2 separate regions of the Homo sapiens genome follow, and region 1 is linked to region 2. A link is a loop called in an ENCODE intact Hi-C map of the cell type or tissue named here. Cell type or tissue: Calu3. All regions are shown on one strand.

Region 1 (2,500 bases), 130 kb before region 2:
ACAAGGCTGCCCCCACTTCAGAAACCAGCCGCAAGTCCCAGGTTTTCTGTACTTCTGACTGAATGACTATAAATTAGAGGTTCCTATTGCCACCTCCTCAGGTTCAATAATTTGCAAGAAAGAACTCAGGAAAACAGTTGACTTATGTTAAAAGAGAAACCTTAGACAAATTAAATTTCACAATGTTTAACTGAGAAAAGAAAAATCTGCAAATCAAGCAGCCTTTGACCAAGAATAGGTTCAGAGAGACTCTGCTGCTGTTGCATGATAGGAGAGGATTTATGGACAGAAAAAAGAAAGTGACATACAGAAAACAAAAGTGAGTTACAGAAACAGCTAGATTGGTTACAGCTTGGTATATGCTTTATTTGAGCCTAGTTTGAACAGTCACCCACTCTTGATTAGCTGAAGCTCAGTGATTGTCACAGGAGTAGGTTACAGAATGTTTACATATCAGTTAGGTTACAGTTCATGACATATGGAGAAACCTTTGGGCCAAACTTAAAATTTGCAAGGAGGCAGCTTTAGGCTAAGCTTAATTTAATACTTACTTTTACTAGCTTATTATAAAGGATACATCTCAGGAACAGCGAAATGAAAGAGAGGCATGGGGCAAGGTACTGGGCGAGCTGGGAGGTGCACAGAGCTTCCATACTTTCCGGGTTTGCAATCCTCAGAGCATCTGGATGTGTTCACCAACCCCAAAACTCAGCAACTCAAAAGTTTTTATAGCATTTAATCATCCTTCTCCCCCCAACTTCCAGGAGGTCCAGGGGTGGGATTCAAAGTTTCAGCCTTCTAATCACTTTATCTTCCTGGTGACCAGCCCCGTCTTGAGGCTAGAGACTCTACCTCCATTACATTTTTAGACAAACTAAAATGTGATCAAAAGAGACTTTTTTAGAATAACAAAAAACATTCCAATCACTCAAGAAAATCCAAGAATTTTAGGAACTCTGTGGTAGGAACCAGAGACAAACACTAAATATACTTCTTTCTGTACCATAATCTGAAATTCAATGTAACTGTGTAATCACCCAACAGGTTCTTCTTGCCTGATGCATGGATAAAATCAATATACTGAAACATGGCAGTATTGCAGTAGAGAAAGTGTTTAATTAACACAGGGTTAGGAAAGTGGATTTATTTATTACTCAAATTAGCCTCCCTTAGAACTCAGAGGCTAGGGTTTTTATGGATAATGTGGTAGGCAGGGGGCTGGGGAATGGGTGCTGCTGATCATTTGGGGATGAAATCATAGGAATGTGAAAAATAGTCCTCATGTCCCAAGTCAGCCTCTGGGTGGGGCCCACAGGACCAGTTGACTCATGAGTCACAGGCCCAAGTGGAGTCAGTCAGTTGCCTGAATGCAGAAGTCTGAAAAACATCTCAAAAGACTAATCTTAAGTTCTACCTAAGATGGTAGAACCTCATATAGATAAGTGGTGTTATCTGTAGGAGCAATTGGCAAAGACACAAATCTTGTGACCTCAGGCCACATAACTCCTGAGAAGTGGGGGTTATAGAAAAGCAAGCTAGGAAACAGTGGCTGGTAATCATTTAACCTTGCCTATATCTTAGCACAATTCAGGCCTCTCCCATAATCCTAATCTTGTGGTTTTACAAAGGCAGTTTCATTCTTAGAACAAGGAAGGGGTCAGTTTTAGGGCGGGATATTATCATCCTTGCTTCAAAGTTAAACTATAAACTAAATTTCTCCTGTACTTAGCTTAGCCTACAACCAGGAATGAGCGAGGACAGCCAGACTATGAGGCTAGAAGCAAAATTGAGTCAGACATGCTAGACTTCTCTTGCTCTCATATTTTTTGCAAAGGAGGTTTCAACTGGACATCCTGTATTTTTATTTGCTAAGTCCAACAGCTCTACACCAGATAAATCTCTTAAATATTTTCCTTCCATAGCCACTCTCCAAATATTTTATCCTCTGAAATTGGCTGATGGTTACAAGAGATGTGAAACCGTTTCTCTGGATTTTTTAGCTCACTCTGCTTGAGCACCTTACTTTAGAATTTCTTATCTACTGTGCCCTGGCACATTAGTGGAAACATAATTTAGCAACCTGTCATGCTAACTATTAGCAGTAGGCACTTTGCAGAACATTGGAGATGGCAAATCCTTATAAGAATACTCTATTTTTAAGTGGACTTTGAACATTCACATTAGAGACTGTTTGAAATAACCATAAGGGCTCTGACACAAAGAATTAGTATCCAAGTAACAAACAGCCTAGTATGAGGACAGCATAGTACACAAAGAAGTGAATCAGCAGATACTAAAATGAAAACAAAAGATGGAGATTACAGAGCACACAGGAGCAGCTAGCTAGCTCTGTTAGCTATAGCTATAGTTTCCTATCACTTTCTTAAAGAACATTAAAATTAGTATAAGAACAAACATTCAACATTTACAAGTTTTGCATGTTATATTAAGTTTATTTTATTTTCATTGTGAATTGTCTGCCATTTCTAATGAATCTTTT
Region 2 (2,500 bases):
CTAAAGTTTATCTACAAAGTTGAATGAATTCAAAGTTAATTTGGATAACTTTTTTTCTGATCCAAAATTTAGTTCTGAATATTAGGTGAGTTGCCTAATCTGACAAATTCAAAGAAATTTTGAGCACAGATATACATGACATATTATCCTAGACATTCTATCAGACCCACTAGTAAAATTTCTTGGATCATTTCTCCTTAATATATGAAATCTTCTGAATAGTATAACCCTGTACTTCCTTCAACTAAGACTTGTCTAATGATCTCATCAAGGAAACTCTTGCCTAGACTCTTGCTTTATATTTAGATCTATTTCCACTGGCAAACCTTCTTGATTTTTCAAACATGGGTACTTAATAGTTTTAAATTATTTTCCACTAACTGAAAAAAAATAACGTTTAAAAGAGATTATTGTGTATTACTAAAGAAATATGTTCATTTTCTAAGAATCTATTTGCAAGCAGATATTTTTTATTTTAAAAAGACAAATTGTACACACCAGATACAGTGACTATAAAGCTCACTGATTTGTAATTAGTGACCTACATATGCAATTTACCATCTCTGAGACCTTAAACCTGTCCTAGGTGTAATTAAATGAGTAATGTATGTAGAAGCACCATAACTTTCAAGCGTCATATAAAATGATAATTTTGTATTATTAATACACATATTATTAGCATTCATTCATTCAACAAACATTTTATTTAGAACTCTTATTTAGAAACTAGGCATTATTTTCTTCAAGTGGCTTTTCCTAACCTTTTCCTGCCTACCTCCCCAGACTAACTCTGGTTCATCTTTATAATGCCATAATTTAGCTCATGATCTGAAACATAGCAAGAACTCAAAAAAAATTTATTAAATAATTTCAGGCATTCTTAGCCTTCTACTCTCTTCTACTTCTGACAGTATTTTCTAAATTAGGTTGTGTTAAAGTTACCTGATAACTCCCAGTTTCATTCCATATGACCTGTAGTCTTGAGCATTTTCATTTTGAATCAGTTTAAACTTGGCAGCATTATTAAGGTAATTAATGCGCATTCATACTTTGAGTTTTATATCTTCATTTAAACTCCATCTCTTTTTAAAAATTTAATTATGAAAGGCCCACCATATGTTTAAAAGCCATTATGATTGTTTAGATAGGGAGAGACTGGTGCTCCCTCTGCTGGCTCTGAAGAGAAAAAAGATAACTGGAAAACCATTGCAGAATTAGACTGACATTCTGGCCAAGGCTTGCCACCCAAAGGATGATTTTAGAACTCTGAGATGCTTTACTGAATTGACTATATAACCTGAACTACACTAAAATACCACACTAACACCTATGCTTGTCAGACATGAAAGAAATTATAGAAAGTGGTATCTTAAATTCAAGGTTAGAAAAGCTTTTTATTGAAAATAAATCTATATTCTAAAAGCCCTGATTTGATTATTATACAATTTATGTATGTAACAAAATTGTACTTGTACCCTAAACATTTCAATAAATAAAAAATAAATAAACCAAGAAGAATAAAACAGTAAAAAGCATAAAATAAAACTTGACAGCTGGTATTAAAATAATAGGTGTATAAAATAACAATGATAATTTTTTCTAGGTGTGAGTAGTTGTTAACTTTGCAACTCCAACATATTATGTGTGTAGAGTATTTTACAGTTGTGACATAGATTAATGAGTATTATGCCAATTGATCCACAAAAATAAATGCTTACAGTTAATAGGCCAATAATATTTCACCGTTGTTCCCTCCATTTGAAAGAGAGGAATGTCACCAAGGATGTATAGCTCTTCTACAGGACCAGCAAAATAATCCCATGACCACTTCAGATATTAATGATAGCTAAACTCTAATGAATGCTTACTATGGCTAGACACTGTAACAAGGAGTTTATAAGCAATGCCTTCTTTAATTCTCGTAACAGCCCTATAAAGGAGGCATGATTATCATTCCCATTTTATAGATAAGGAAATTAAGCCACAGTCACTTTCCAGCCCAAAATTCAGGATGACACCCCAATATCCAAGGTAAATCATGTGAAAACTCACAGAAGCCAACTCAAACACAGGTGATAAGTTGCATGGAAATCGCACACAATGTGGAGTACCATGAAATATTGACATACCGAAGTCTATTTTATCGACTAGAAACAAAATTTTTAGTGGTGAATATTACAAAAAATATATATATATATATATATGAGTACCAACCAAGGTATATTTGTATTGCATATGTTTAAATATAAAAGTAATATATACATAGACTCTAGATTTGAAGGAGGATCTTAGGTCCCAGAATGTCTTCAGCTCTAATAAACATGGACACCTTATGCCTTGCAAAATTATTATTCACTTATTAAATTTAACAAAAGCTAAAAATTCTTCAGATTATGTTTCAACTCTTTTCAAATCAGTCCTGGAAGTCTCCCCATCTCCTTTTACACGATAAAAATTGGCATGAATTAAAATCTTTTGAACCCTCCCCTAACCATTGGGT

Evidence for each region. Peaks named below come from ENCODE experiments on the same cell type or tissue, not always from the same donor. Only the 100,000 strongest peaks of a DNase experiment are listed, where the experiment ranks them.
Region 1: a loop joins it to region 2, with 3 times the contacts of the local background. A loop is called at or near these places in 2 of 110 quality-filtered maps.

What each region holds. Positions count from the first base shown.
Region 1 is chr2:138,243,259-138,245,758 of GRCh38, forward strand. No RefSeq gene overlaps it. Among named protein-coding and RNA genes, the nearest start is that of LINC01832, 140 kb to the left of the region's middle. In Calu3, no CTCF peak of the experiment used is centred here; a DNase peak (open chromatin) is centred at 1,313.
Region 2 is chr2:138,372,981-138,375,480 of GRCh38, forward strand. No RefSeq gene overlaps it. Among named protein-coding and RNA genes, the nearest start is that of SPOPL-DT, 130 kb to the right of the region's middle. In Calu3, a CTCF peak has its summit at 1,179 (motif pointing left); a DNase peak (open chromatin) is centred at 1,181.